2 separate regions of the Homo sapiens genome follow, and region 1 is linked to region 2. Evidence: chromatin loops called from intact Hi-C (ENCODE). Cell type or tissue: heart right ventricle. All regions are shown on one strand.

Evidence for each region. Hi-C counts contacts between places; a loop is a spot of excess contacts. Peaks named below come from ENCODE experiments on the same cell type or tissue, not always from the same donor. Only the 100,000 strongest peaks of a DNase experiment are listed, where the experiment ranks them.
Region 1: a loop joins it to region 2, with 2.1 times the contacts of the local background. A loop is called at or near these places in 45 of 110 quality-filtered maps.

Annotation. Positions count from the first base shown.
Region 1 is chr14:34,094,590-34,102,589 of GRCh38, forward strand. The region is part of intron 4 of LOC102724945 (a long non-coding RNA gene); the gene reads right to left. LOC105370444 (a long non-coding RNA gene) reads right to left here and starts at 4,443. Exons shown (of 2, transcript XR_943735.2): 1 at 3,793-4,443; 2 at 1,252-1,826. In heart right ventricle, CTCF peaks have their summits at 4,291 (motif pointing left) and 4,496; a DNase peak (open chromatin) is centred at 4,278.
Region 2 is chr14:34,224,608-34,232,607 of GRCh38, forward strand. No RefSeq gene overlaps it. Among named protein-coding and RNA genes, the nearest start is that of EGLN3-AS1, 190 kb to the left of the region's middle. In heart right ventricle, a CTCF peak has its summit at 3,579 (motif pointing left); DNase peaks (open chromatin) are centred at 3,574 and 7,261; H3K4me3 peaks cover 363 bases; H3K27ac peaks cover 1,238 bases.

The sequences.
Region 1 (8,000 bases), 130 kb before region 2:
ACCAACTGAGTAACCCAGCAATGAACACATTGGTGCCTTGTTTATTGTGGGTTGAATGGTATCTCCCTAAAAGATATGTCTTCCCAGAACCTCAGAATGTGACCTTATTTGGAACAAGGGTCTTTATAGATGTAATTAAGGTAAGGATTTCTAGATGAGCTCATCCTGGATTAGGATGGGCCCTAACTGCAATGATAAGCGTTCCTCATAAGAAACAGAAAAGGGCTGGGCACAGCGGCTCACGCCTGTAATCCTGGCACTTTGTGGGGCCGAGGCGGGTGGATCACGAGGTCAGGAGATGGAGACCATCCTGGCTAACACAGTGAAACCCTGTCTCTACTAAAAATACAAAAAATTAGCCGGGCGCGGTGGCGGGCGCCTGTAGCCTGTAGTCCCAGCTACTCGGGAGGCTGAGGCAGGAGAATGGCGCGAACCTGGGAGGCGGAGCTTGCACCCGGGAGGCGGAGCTTGCAGTGAGCTGAGATCAGGCCACTGCACTCCAGCCTGGGCGACAGAGTGAGACTCCATCTCAAAAAAAAAAAAAAGAAAAAAAGAAACAGAAAAGGAAAATACAGAGACATGTGAAGAAAGGCTATGTGAAGAGGGAACGAGAGATTGAAGAATGTGTCTATAAGGCAAGGAACATTAGGATTGCTGAGAGCCACCAGAAAGCTAGGAGACAGGCATAGAACAGTTTCTCTTCACAACCTCAGAGAGAATCAACCCTCCTGACACCTTAAGTTTGGATTCTTGTCTCCAGAACTGTGAGAGAACATATTTCTATCGTCTTAAGCCACCACATTTATGGTAACTTATTACAGCAGTCCTGGGAAACTAATACAGTCAACCCTCAGTATCTGTGGGAGCTTACTTCCAGGACCCCCACAAATACCAAAATCTATGGATGCTCAAGTCCCTGATATAAAATGCCATAGTATTTGCATATAATCTATGCACATCCTCCTGTACACTTTAAATCATCTCCAGATTGCATACAATACCTGGTACAATGTAAATGCAATGTAAATAGTTGTTATTCTGTATTGTTTAGGGAATAATGACAAGAAAAAAGTCTGCACATGTTCACTACAGACACAACCATTACAGGCCTAACTACAGTTTCAATCCTAGGCTGGCTAAATCTGTGGATGCAGAACCTGTAGATAGAAAGGCTGACTGCACATTGTTCTCTAACATTTTGAATTAAAAACAGAACTTTTGCTTGTAAGAAAAACAAATTCAGTCTACTTGTCGCAGGAAGAGAGGGATTTATTTTAAAGAATGGTAATCTCACAGGACACAAAGATAAGGAGCAAGGGGAGTTGTTGCCATCAAGGGGAGCTGACTCTCCAAGTCTGCCCCCTTCCCCTCTCTCATCCTCTCTTCTGGTTGCTTCTTTTGCTTTTACACACTCTCTGGGAATACGTGGCTCATCAAGTGGCTTCAGTCCCAAGTCTCCATAAACTTGAAGCTCACTCACCACCTGTAACTAACTTCATCTGTCAGCATGTCAATTACAAATTTTAAGGCAAGAAACTGGATTGGCTTGAATTACCAAGGGCTGAACCTCTGATCAGCCACTGCAGGCCCATCCCTGGCCAGTTATAGCATAGGAGAGGTGGAGTCCTTCAGTTCAGAGAAATGCCCCTTCCATGGGCCACAGGAGGATCCCCCAGCCAAGGCCACAGGAGGGCAGGCAAAGCTTGGTCTCTCGGATGTCATCTGGTCATTTGTCTGCCTCCCTCTCTAGATTGTAAACCACCTGAGGGCAAGAAATTCATGTTGTGTTGTCCATCATAGTCTCCAACGAGTACAGGTCTTGGTGCCTGAGACATAGGAGATACTCAAGATAAGTTTGTTTAATAACAAGTAGTTGAGTCTTATAGAATTTTATCTACTAAACAGACCAAAAAAAAAAAAAACGGTAAATGTTTATAGTGCTTGCTCTATTCTTTCTTGACAAAATGGTAATTTTAAAGCTGGCTTCTTCCCATTAGTTCGCTCTTATAAACAGCAAAGAGGTTATCTCTATGTATTTGATAAAATGGCACTCACAGATCCACACAACTCCCCTTGGTCCATGCTGAGTGTGTCTAAGGTAAGCTCCTCCCTGACCCACACTCTCTCTGTTGATGTCTAAACTCCATAATCTTATGGCTTCCACTAAGATTCTCCTTGACAGAGAGCTCAGGCAAAGATGTCATTGGGCCATCTTTTGCCTCTAGGTATGGGTTTTCTTTCCTTCCCTTTAAAAAAAAAAATGGATTTTTTCCCCAGAGAAGATCTTATGACAAAAGCAATCTGATGGGAAAATCCAGTGGAAGCTTCTTCGGGAGCCTGCTTAGCTTTTCCAGAACATTTTCCTTTGCTTTAGCTATAGCTGGTTTATTGAAGCTCTTTCCTAGTAGTCTCTCACTTGTGTCTAACCTTGCCCAGTACACAGGACTGTGCCAAGACCTGTTGGAGATCAGAAATTTAAAAGGACTAGGTGGATACATAATCTATGCCATCAAACAGCTCACAGAGTGTGGGGAATCCTGCTGGGCCACTACTCAGAGTGGGCCCAGCGATCATCAGCACCTCACCAGTGTGAGATTTGCAAACTAAAAGGGTTATAGCTCAAGAAACTACACTTCTCAGTCTGATGGGGAAAAGATGCTCATTATAGTATCAGAAGGACAGACTTAGCCATGGGCAGGGGAGGAGAGAAACAAGAAGATTCCTAAACCCATTCTCTTTCTTCCAAGTCAGACATGCCCCTTGGTTCATCTGAAGGCTGTAATCCCCCCAAAGATGTCATTAAAGCAGCCCCAAGGGAGAAAAATTAGGAAGGGAGCAAGTATAGAGGCTACATTATACTCTGCAAAGCATGGACATAATAATTTCTCCAATGGTGAATTAGAATGATAATGTCTGTCTCCAAACTACAGCTATTTCCAAATTTAAATATTAATCACCTCTTCTCTCCCTTGTAGGCACAGCAAGGGAGGCTGGGTGCTGCCAAAGGGTTGTGAAATGGTAGACCCTCAGGCAAAGGTGAAACATTATTGCAACCCACACTCACACCTGCATAGTCTCACACACACAGAGCACATACACACTTATTGCTTGCACTTGTCCAGAGAGACAAATGGCCCAATTGCCAGCAACCGGTGCCTCAGTCCAGCTCCCTGCTGGCTGCATTTCCAGACAGCCAAAGCCCCTGCCCAGTATTAGCCATGTGCTCACTTCCTCCGGCATTCCCATCCCCAGCTCACGAAGGTGGCTAAGACAGTCTGGGGTCGCCTGCGTAGGGATGAGGGATGAAGGCCACGGTTCCCATTAGGTACTCAATAGCTGTCAATTAGTAGACAAATACGTGAATGAATGGGACCATTGGGCGGTTTGACTATCATTAGGGCAGAGTCCACACACTCTGTCTTAGGGCCTTCGTTGCCCACAGAAAAGGCCTCAGACAGGCAACCCAGATGAAACACAGAATCTCTCCTCACTGGGAAATTACCCTCCCACACCCACCTACCCCTTTCCCTGTCATCCCTCAACCTGGTGAAAGCTCCAGCCAGCCCAGACAGTGTCACACCCACTCCAGCTCCCTTCCTAGTCATTTATTCACTCATTCAACAAACATTTACAGGCAGCTACTGTGTGTCAGCCACTGTGCCAGCCCTGGAAATACAGGAATGCCACACAGCCTGCTTGTCGGGCCCTGCTGGGGAGAGGGTAGAAGCTGTCCCCATCCTTTCATGCCAGGTGTGCTCCACACAAGACCATCTCTTCAGAGAACCATGGTACCTGTATTTCGTCCTTCTGAACCCTCACCCTGGTGCAGAAGCAGTGGCTCAGAAAATCTGTCCTTTCACTTGCATTGTAGGATTTTTCTTTTTCAAAGCAGCAGCAGTCGCAAGCAGCCTTACCTTCCAAGAAGACTTTGACTCAGGCTACTATTCACATGTATTTGCATTTCCTTTGTACACATGGTTGGGAAGCTGATGGGGAAGAGTTTTGCCAGGGGATGAAAATGCTTTCTGGGCCAGTCCTCAAAGTACTATCGCAATTGCCAATGTGAAATCAAGAAGCAACTTGTTTAGCTCATATCTAGGTAAAATCTGGGGTTACTCCCACCCTGGTTCTTGTTGTCGACAGCCTCACAGCTCCTTGTCTGGCCTGTGTATCTGTTCAAGTCACGTGGGGGTAAGCTGTATTTTGTCCTGGTCTTCCATGCACTGGAAATTTTCTTTCTCCTCTAATTCTTCAGGTTTTGGTCATTTTTAGAGAGCTCTACGGGCACCCTCTGGTGGCTGGCTGAAAATTTGACCTGCAAAAATTGCAGTTTCGTAGGAATAGCTTTATTTTGTAGTCAGCCTCTTTGGTTGGATGTTGGAAATTGTAAGTTTATTTGCTGTAGTTGGTACCACACCTTTCATCACATGATAGATTGAGACTGAACAGTCACTTTGACCTTTCAGGAGGAATGGTACCTTCTAGAAAGGACAGAACTGAGAAACAGAGTGTCTCAGTGGGTTGCAGTTTTTCCAGGTCAGGCTGAGTGAACAGGCTCAGGGCTGCCCTTCTCTGGGCTCTCAAAGGACTCATTTCTGAAGGAAAACCCACTGCATGCCTGGACCAGGCCAGGCTCCCTGGATAGTTGCTGAGGTAGAACTATGCCAATAGCCCCCCATTTTTTTTTTGGTTAAAAAAAATGACCTAAGTTAGGCCAAATAAAAATCTAAGGGAGGGCAGTGAGGTAAAGAGGAATGGAAGCATCTGGGGAGAAGGGTAAATTTTGCAGGCCTAACACATGACCTTCCTTCTAGATTCCTGCTCTAACACTGGCCCAAGGGGCAACCATTCCTGAGAATCTTCCTGGTCTCTAAAGAAGCACTGGGACAGGTTAGGGGATAGCAAGGGAGAGAGGAAGGAAGAGAGGCCCCAGGAAGGAGAACTATCCACCTGAGGATGAAGCCACCCCTTGCTCTTTCCATGGCCCCCAGGCCCTAAAACCACAGGTTCTGATGAGCATGATTGCTCTGTCAACACAGTGAACACTACCACCTGCTTTTCCCTAACTCCCTCTTTAAGGATTTAGTCTCAGGAGACTCCCCGAAGTCTGTTGATGTTGCCTTCATTTTGCAAAAAGAGGACTAAGGGGGTTAAGCACTAGAGACTTCACCCAGCCTGCCAGTGCCAGGGCCAGGATCGGAGTTCTCTGTCCTGCCCACAGTTCTCTGAAAGATCTCCCTGCAGCTGCTGCGGCTCAGCCACACCCCACTCCTGCACTTTGTCTATCAGAGCAAGCCAAGCTCCAACAGGCAAATCACGATGAGGCCTTTGTAGGACAAGGTCTTAAGGAAGGGTACCCTTGAGGCACGGGGGAGTAGCAATGTCCCAAGTGGGTTCCAGAAGCTGAAAAGACAACCAGGTTGGCTCAGATTTCAGACTCTGTGGTTTATGCCTTAGGTGTATCATTTAGTTGGAAAAAAAGAGGCACTGTCTACCAGGAGCAGCCTTCTTTATTGATACCATTTTTCTTGTGCTTGCTTTCACAGCCAGGCCCCAGGGCAGAAGGGAAGCCCCATTTCCCGTGGGCCATCAGTCACCCAACAATGGCAGTGTGCTGCCAGGCTGGGTCTGAGAGCGCCACTGGGGAGACAATGTCTTTGGTAGGCAGCCTAGAAGCTAAGGTGTGATTGGGGCAGAGCGCAAAACGGACACCAATGTGATCACACCTGTGGGAATGGACCAAACTTCACTACCCACAGTGTCATCAACCAAGAGACAGGGCAGTTCTGAGATGTGTTGAATATGAACTGGGCAGAGCTCTGTCACAAGCATATGAGTTTCCCCCTCTTGTCTCCGCTTCCAGCAGAAGGAAAATGTTATTGCCTGATTATTATATGCCACACAATCACACCAAGATGTACAAGGCCTTGTGCTAATCACAGCTAACAGAGTGCTTGCTAAATATCGGTGCCATTCTAAACCCTTTACATAGATTGACTCACTAATCTTTGTGATGACCAAAATGAAGGAAGTATGCTATTATTCCCATGAAAGAGGACAATGAGACAGAGAAACTAAATAACTTGCCCTACATCATGCACACAGTAAGTGGTGGAGCCAGGATTCAAACCCTGGCCATCTGGCTCCAGAGCCTGTGCTCTTAGACACTTCATCCTGCTGTTTCTCTAGGTATGTAGTATAAGCTCATGTATCCTTAAAAGCTGCACCTAATATGCACTATTATTATCACCATTTTACTGATAAGAAAACTAAGTCATAGAGGAATTAAACAAAATTATACAGCTGGCAAGAGGCAGAGCCAGAATTTGAATCCACGCAGCTGGACCCCTGAATCCCAGCTGTAATCATGGTACTCTCTATCACCTCCCTTTAACAGGGCAGTTTTCGAAAGCTCTCTCACTAGATTTGACAAAATTCCTACTGGACATTGGGGACACTACTCTGGCTTTGTGACTGGCCCCAGAGCCCAGCGAGCAGCCTGCCTGCTCTCCTAGAAGCAGATTGAAGGGGCTTCTCCCTCTCTGCCACTGTTCCCCTGTTCCATGGATCCCTTCAGGTGCTAGTGGATTCATTGCCACCAGCCTCTGACAAGCAAGGCAACAGCAGTCTTGATTCTGCCCAGGTCACCTAGGTTTGTCTATCTGGAGCTTCTAGCCCCAGGAAAGAGTCCCTTTTCCTTAGCTAGATTACTCCAATTTCCTTAGAAGTATAAGTATTTGTTTTATGGGCCATAAAGGCAGAGGGTGATCTTCCACTGTGTATCAGGCCCCCAGACCCCCCAACAGACTGACTGCTCAGGAAATTGGGGAGTTCATGGCCCACGGCTGGCATTCACAGGGCATTATCCCATCTGAGAGCTTACTTCTTTAAGTAATGGCTTTGGTAAATTTTTCTCCTTTCTGCCTTATTGATCACGTACCCGGAGTCCTTGTAAAATAGGCTCTGGCCTTTGTCTTAGAAATTTTTTGTTCTTGCTCTATTGGGCAGTTGGGCAGTTGAACTTTATCAACTGGGTTCAACTCCATGAGACCAGCTTCAAAGTGCCTGGTGCTTATTCCATGTCTTCCATTCATCCCTCCAGATCGCCCCTTCACATTTCTCCAACCTGGCATGTCCCAGGGGGCTGGCCTATAAGGACAACATCAACAGCTTCCTTGTCCGCTGGCTTTGGTTGGGTTCATCCAATGGAGGTCACTAGTAGTAAATAAGTAGGCAGGAGGAGAGAGGGGCCAGGCTGTTTGTCCTCCTGGCTTCCTTCTCGCCACAGTATAGGTTATCTGTGTCCCTTTACTGAGGCCACAACTCCTGTATTCCAGCATCCATTGGTAGGCAACAAACTACCTCCAGTACTTAACAGTTTAAAACAACAATGATCACTTATTTTACGGATGAACCTACTCTTTGGGCAGGGTTTGGTGGAGTGACTCATCTCTGCTCCATGTGGCAGCTTGATTGGAGCTGGAGAATCCACATCTGAGATGGCTTATGCACATGGCTAGCCAGTTGATGATGACTGCAACCAGCATCAACTGGGAGCTCTGTCAAGGCTGTCAGCAGAGGCCTTCAGTTCTCCTCCAGGTAGGCTTCTCCTTGAGGCTCAAAAGGTTTCCTCTCAGCAAGGTGGTTGTATCCAAGAGCAAGTGGTCTTCTAAGAAGAAAGAAAATGGAAGCTTCCAAGAAAGGAAATGGAAGCTGCCAATCTCTGAAGGCCTGGGCCTACAAACTAGAACATCATGTCTGTCACATTCTGTTGATCAAAGTAGTCACGAGGCCCCTCTGATTCAAGGCAGGAGAACACAGACCTCAATCTCAAAGGAATATCAAAGAACTTCAAACTATCTTTAATCCACTGTGCCTTGTAAGTAGCCTCGCCTGCAGCTAACCTCTGCAGATTCTAGTAATTGCTGTCCCTCCTTGCTCCATCCAGCCTGGGGCATGGCAGAACCATGCTAGTGCTAGTCCAAAGTACTATACTGTCC
Region 2 (8,000 bases):
ATAAACAATGGAAGTGAATATAAAGAAAAGCCAAGAAGGCCTACAGACAAGTTTGAAGTTATTATCAAAGACCCTGGTGAGGCTCTGTCCTAGATCAAGGATAGCTAGGATAAGGAGAAGAGGGAAAAGTAAATATTTAGGAAGCGATGTTGACCGGTTGGATGGGAAGCTTGAAAGAGAGATGAGAAATCAAGAGTGATTCCAAGTTTCTGGCTTGGATGCGGTGTTAATGGTTGATTGGATGAGAAGGATGAAGAGATAAGGAATCTAAGATGATTCCAAGTTTCTGGCTTGGATGACCAAGTTGATGGTAATATCATGAACCAGGATAGAAAATATAAGAGGAGCAGCAAATTTGGATTTGGAAGCTGAAGAAAATGAGTCTTGTTCTGAACATGTTGAAGTGTCCATTGGACATCCAAGTGGAGCTGTCCATCCAGTGGGCTATTGTATACATAATTCTGCAACTCAGAAGAATCATCAGGGATAAATACTTGAGCCAGGTGCAGTGGCTCCTACCTGCCATCCCAACAACTCAGGAGGCTGGGGTGGGAGGATCACTTGAGGCCAGGAGTTTGAGACCAGCCTGTACAACACAGGGAGAGCCCATCACTACAAAAATAAAAATAAACTAGCTGGGTGTGATGGTGTGAGCCTGTAATCCCAACAACTCAGGAGGCTGAGGCAGGAGGATCACTTGAGCCCAGGAGTTTGAGGCTGCAGTGAGCTATGATTGTGCCATTGCACTCCAGCCTCAGTGACAGAGTGAGATTCCATCTCTAAAAAAAAATAAATAAATAAATATTTGAACATCGTGATCAAAGAGATAATAGTTAAAACCATGAGAGTAAGCTATCACAAGGACAAAAAACCAAACACCGCATGTTCTCACTTACAGGTGGGAATTGAACAATGAGAACACGTGGACACAGGAAGGGGAACATCACACTCCGGAGACTGTTGTGGGGTGGGGGGAGGGGGGAGGGATAGCATTTGGAGATATACCAAATGCTAAATGACGAGTTAATGGGTGCAGCACACCAGCATGGCACATGTATACATATGTAACAAACCTGCACATTGTGCACATGTACCCTAAAACTTAAAGTATAATAATAATAAAATTAAATTAAATTAAAACCATGAGAGTAAAAGAAATTAGCCAAGAATGGATAGAAAGATGGATGGATCAATGGAAGGGAAGAAAAGAAATAAGCTAATTAAAATGAGATTATTCTATATTAGCTAGCTTTAATTTTTGGAAAGTTAGAAAACTTTGTTTTACTTAAAAAAGGATAAAGAAACTGAAGAAAGTGAAGGAGAATAAACTTCAAATAAACGTTTCCTTGCCAGTAAAGTTATTATTTCTTAAAAGAGCCTTCTACGTTAAGAAAAAAAATATTAAAAAAAATAAAGTGGCTAGTCATTCAAAAAACAAAAAAACTTTCTGCTAAGAAAGATGAGGAAATTGGTACTCTCACACTCCCACCCATATTCCCTGATAAGGATTATAACATTAATTCTCTATTCTGTTACCATTTTCTACTTTTGTTTAGACTTAGTTCTTACATTTACATGAATTGAATGCCCACTACCAGTCTTTTACTGTGACTGTTTCATTCCTGAGTCCTTCACTTTGTCCTTTATTTTTACCTCTTGTGTGGCTTCATCTTGTCACTAACTTTTTTTCCAAGAAGTGTTTGTACACCCTGTAATTCTTGGGTCAATACATAAGAATGTTTACCTGTTATCTTTATATTTGACCAACTCCTTGGCTGGATATAATATTTTTGAGTCACTCTTTTCCTCAGAAATTTGTAGACATTACTTCATTGACTATTGGCACTGAGCAAAAGTCCAAGGCTAGCCAGATTTTCCCTCTCAATAAGTGATTCTCAAAGCCCATGTCTTTAACCAAATGTAGGGGAAAGAAAACTCAATCTCTCTCAATATGTTTGGCTCCTTGATGGTTTGAGGTGGACAAAACTCTCTGGCAATATTAAACAACATTTAAAAGCTACAAGCAGGCCCGGCGTGGTGTCTCACACCTGTAATCTTAACACTTTAGGAGGCCGATGCGGGCAGATCACTTGAGCCCATGAGTTCAAGACAAGCCTGGGCAACATGCTGAAACCCTGTCTCCACAAAAAATACAAAAATTAGCCGGGCATAGTGGCACAGGCCTGTAGTCCTAGCTACTCAGAAAGCTAAGGTGGAAGGATCACTTGAGCCTGGGAGGTTGAGGTTGCAATGAGCCCTGACCATGCCACTGCACTCCAGCCTGGGTAACAGAATGAGCCTTGATCTCAAAAAAATAAATAAGTAAAAATAAATAATAAAAGCTACAAGCCCTTCTCTGCCTCATTAAATCTTCTCATCCTTCAAGACTCTGCTCAAATGTTCCCCACCACCCTATAAGCCTTTCTCCTCCCTTCTTTCTAGGCAGAATTAGTATTTTCAAGGAGTAGTTATTCCATTTAGCATTGTAAGTATGCCTGTTTTCCCACTAAATTATAAACAGCTTGAGAGAAGAACCATGTTTTCTTCATTGTAACCCCAGCATATATCACTCAGCTATTAATAAACATCGTAAGGGTTCAATGTTTCCTGAGTAATCTATCCTCACTTTTCCCCCATACATATCTGAGGGACTCCTTACAGCAGGTGTGCACAAACATCAGCATGCATCCGAAATACCTGGAGGACTGGCTAAAACACATTGCTACACCCCATCCTCAGAGTTTCTGATTTAGAAGGTCTGGAGTGGGGCTCAGAAATTTGCATTTCTAACAAGTTCCCAGGTGATACCAATGCTACTGTTCCCAGAATCACACTTTGAAAACCATTAGAAATAGAAATAGACAGAACGAATCCTTGCAAATGGGAAAATGAGGTTCAGAGGAGGACCTTACATTCGTCTCCAAAAGCATCCACTTCTGAACTAAGTCCACAAAACTGTAGACTAAGTGATTTCTTATAGCATAAGACTAGAATTAGCCCAAATATTAGAGCATGTGGCCCACGAGAAAAGACATTTCATGACGCTTCCCTTAATTTTTCTTTCTTGATTCATCTTATCACTCATGAATAAAGTACCCTCAATCAGTGTTATTTACCATGATTCTCTATTATAACTATTAACTGTACCCACCTTAATTCAATGGTCAGGTGGGAGTATACATGCAGAGGGAATTCATGTACTTCAAACTCTCCTTCAAAATAAAACAATAATAATAGTCATTTAAAAATCCATTTCTCTCTCACCCTTATTGTGTTTTCTCAGGCTTTTCATTCTGTCTCCCTGCCTTCTTATTTCCCACACACATGAAACAGTGGTGATTTTTAACGTCAAGATTTTGCAAACCATCGCCAGGTACACATTCCCCACCACATCATCCTTGCCATTTAGCCGTTCGGTCCCTGGAGAGGATGGTCAGTGGCCCCAAGGCTTCTACAGCAACTTCTAAGTGGTGATTTTTGTGCTCCTTTCCCTAAAGGGCTTGAATTTCTCGGAGCACTAAATCTCCCCCGGTTTTCTGCGCGCTATCACGCGCTGCGGTGCACCAAAGTTGCGTTGCAGTGCCACCTACAGTCTGCTTCTGATAGAGACCCAGAGCCACCCAATCCAGGGCCCTCTCCACCAGCTGACCAGTTAAAGCAAAATACAGACATTCTGGATTCAAGTGGACTCTGCCTCTATAAGAAACTGCTCAGTACAAAGTCAAGGAGCCCTCCTATCTGAACTTCCATCTGGAACTATGGATTGCTAAACCGTTTGAAATGGTGTCATCAGCTTGGATTCTTGCTTCACATTGTGTTTTTAACTTTGGAAGTTTTAAACACCTTCATGGCAAGAGGCCTCCCGTGGTGACAGTATGAGAAGAGGAAAACAGTGGCTGCTGGGCCTTTCCTTTCTGCTTCTTGTGGTTGTGGCAGTGTTTGAGCTTCGTTAAGATCTGCAGGGTGAAAATCAGCTCGGCCCGGCCAGGGAGCCAGAATGAAATGGAGCGCCTGTGCGCGCATTCGGAAAGCAGCAGCCACGTTAGGAGCCTAGGGTCCATTCGCTCTCATTTAATGTTTCTTCTCAGGCAGAGAAGTACAGGCATCAAACATCCCGGCCCTTTTATGGCACATAAATCACAGGTCAGCGCCTTCCACGGAGGCTCCTGCTTGCTAAGTGAGTGGTTACACCAGGAGCAAGGAAGCAACATTTCAGCACACTTAGAGACCCAGGAGGATGAGCTGATTGCACAGGGCAGAGCCAGGAATTTCTCCCTACAGTTGAATGATTAAAACCTTTCTCCTGCTTGAGAACTGGGACATTGTTTCGAACTTTCCACAGGCAGCAGCTTGCACCCAGATCTGCCCTGGGTCCCAATCTGCCATTAACTCCTTTCTCAGAGAGTTGGTTTCCACAGCCCCTACAGAGCAGAGCAGGCTCTGAGACGCCATCTCTTGGCCCGCCGCTAATTGAACTAAGGTGAACTTTTTCCTCACTGAATCCACAGAATCTCTGTCTTGATGATTTATGTCAAGAGACTGAGAAAGCTGGAAGCTAAGCCACGTTAACAGGAGGGCCCTAAGTAAGGGTCCATGAACTTGGCCTGCTGAGGTCCTTGAAACTGCCCTGGCTTCTGCCATTCCTATGTCTACCACTGTGGCTTTTCTGTGGTTGATGAGTCCTGTACCCAAAACCAACTTGAGAAGATTGGGCTCCTTAGTACCGAAATTGGTAACTAAGACACGCTAAATCTTAGAGAACACACATCAGACTCATGTGGGGATTTCCGCTCACTACCCCACACCATGGGGAAGAATCTCCACAGCCTGCCCTCAGCCCACCAATGTTCCTGCCCTCCAGCCAAAGGCAGGAGATGGCTACCCCGTGGGGCAGGGGTGCGGACAAGGGAAGGCGGTGGAGACCAGTCCACAGACTGCTATCTACCCACAATCCATCACTGGTTAGCAACAAGAAAAGCACAGAAACAGTGTTGGGAACTACTATGACAATTTTTCAAAGCAATTTAATATTTATCAAATCTAACAATAAAAAATTAGAGCTTGTGTTTTGAATGTTGTTTTCCTTTTCATTTTTCTAGTATTTTATTTCTGTTGTATTTTATGTATTTATCCAAAGGAAAAGAAATAATTATATTGAAGAAACTCCTGCACCCCCACGTTTATTGCAGCACTGTTCACAATAGCCAAGATACAGAATCAACCCAGGCATCCAACAACAGACGAGTGGATAAAGAAAATGTGGTACATACACACAATGGAGTACTATTCAGCCATAAAAAAGAATGAAATCAAGTCATTTGCAGCAACATGCATGAAACTGGAGGACATTGTGTTAAGTGAAATAAGCTAGAGACAGAAAGTTAAATACCACGTTCTCACTCATATGTGGAAACTTCAAAAAAAAAAACGTTGGTAAAGGTAAAAGTAGCACAGAAGATACAAGAAGCTGGGAAGGGTAGGGGGAAGGGAGGGATAGGAAGAGATTTGTTAAAGGACACAAAATTACAGCCAGATAGGAGGAATAAGTTCTAGTGTTCTATACCACCATAGGATGACTGTAGTTAACAATAATATGTCACATAGTTTTAAGTAGCTAGAAGGAGGATATTGAATATTCCCAACACAAAGAAATGACAAATGTTTGGGATGATGGATGTGCTGATTACCCTGATCACTACACTTTATAATACTGGAGCATCACTATGTACCACTGTGAATATGTACAATTATTATTTGTCCATTTAAAAATTTTTAAAGTTTTTTCTTTAAAAGATTATCAGTCCACAAGAGATTGGAAATAAAAAACAAAACAACATACGTAAGTCTTTCATTATGAATAGTTTGAAGTGCACTACTTTAAATTCCCCTCTTCACTCTGGCCCAAGCCCCTTGGCCATCCAGCAGGCAGGATCTCAGAGAAGGCAGGAATGCAGCTGTGCCTTCTCTGCAAGGAAAAGCAATGACTCAAGCAGAGGCAAAGCCTACTGTTCACACCGATGAAGAGAACCCATGCTTGGATCATTCAGGCAGAGGCAGGGCCTTGGACTTAAGTCTAATTGCCCCAAACATTCCAATATAGAAAAGATCTTAAGACCCATGGCATCCTGATGGAGTTAAGGACAAGTATTCCAAGCCAGTCAGGAAGCACTTCCAAGAGCAAATTTTTGGGCTGCATCCAGGGGTGAGTCAAGTGGTCCAACTGAGTTTGGGGGACTTGTAACATCTCTAGTCAGTGTTTCTCTATGCCATCTCCCTCAAATACCCCCTACACACATATGCGCACACACACACACACACACACTTATTCTTCATCCCTCCCTGGAGCTTGTCCACTTCTCTGAGCAGCACCAATTTCCTTGCAGCCAGTAGCAAGAGCACAGATGTGGAGAATGCATGGCTCCCACATTTCTTGATATAGACTTGAGGTCTTGCCTTATCCTCTCCAAGGAAGAGCTGAGGCCACTGGGAACATGGAGTGGGCCCATAGGCCATGGCAAAGCCTCCCAACTCTAAGTCCTTTCTGTGTAAGTCCAGAAAATGAAATATTGACATGGAAACATCTTTCAAAAAGAAAAAACATGTGGCTCTTTAATACATGAAAATTTAAAAGTATAAGGAAAAGAGGAGGAACAAATAAATGGAGAGCAAGGCAGAAAAGGAGGCAGGAAAAGAAGAGGGGATAGAGGGCTATAAATTTCATGAGGGCAAAGAACATGTCTGTGTCCCAGTGCCAAGCACAGTGCTGGGCACATAATGGCACTCAACTCAGATTCAGTTTGTTGAGTGAATAAAGAAAAGAAGGAAAAATTGACACAGGAGCAAGGAGGGAGAAGATGCTCAAGAAGCATGCAGCTGCCCAGATTCCTCCTGGCATTCTACCCGGGATCTCACTGCTGTCCCTCCGGCCCACAGGAGGAAGCAGGCAGCGGGGAGGGCCTGGCTGCACGGGGCACATGCTGTGGGCAGGGTGGTGGCTGCACATGGGCTCCTTCTCTAAAGCAAGGCTCCTTGTTGGTCTCCTTCTCTCTTTCTTTTTGATTCCTGAAAAACATTGTTTTAATGCAGGGAAGAGTCATTGATTTCATTTGAAACAATGCCCAACAGGATATGGCGTCTCAAACAGCTCCTTGGCCCTTGGCAATTGTTGTGTGCAGGTGTTTCATGCAAGTGCCGGGCAGCACGTACAGCACTGAGACCCAGGCAACACTGGGCGTAGGCCTGGAGAGTGGCCCAGGACACATGGGGCTTATGGCACCAAGCCCTGTGGCGTCTTCTACATTCCAAGAATTCAACTCCTTCCCACATGCCTCCCCCACCCCTTGCTAACCTCACTTCCAGCCCCCAGTCTGTAGTATAATAGGAATTGGGTTTTCCCTCTTGTTATTTCTTTTTTTTTTTTCTGAGACTCCCTCTTGTTATTTCTGTAACTCATAAGATAAAAACAAACCATAGTCCCAAAGAGAGAAATGTATCTGCACTAAACAGAATGGCAGTAAGGAAGAAGGAAGACTGCTTGGTAACGACATACAAAAACAGGACGGACTTTAACCAAAAAAGGCAATAACAAACATATGAACACTGATAGAGTAGAACAAAAAGTTTATCAATAAAAATCAGTGCATATACAAACATATTTTTAATCCAAGCTTCCAAGAGTAAAGTGGAAATAAGGAGTATTGCAGCATGAAGAAGTATCTCCAACCCATAGAACTTTACAAGTCGCCCTGGACAGAGTTCAACGGTCTCCATTATGCAGCAATTACACTACCAGCCATACACCCAACAGAAGCGAAAACACATATCTACAGGAAAATTTTTACATGGATATTTATAGCAACATTATTCACAATAACCAAAAAATTGAAACAACCCAAATTGAAACAATCAGTTGATGAATGGATAAATAACATGTGGTATATCCATACAGTGGTATGTTATTTGGCAATAAAAAGGAATGAATACATTGATGTAACAGGATG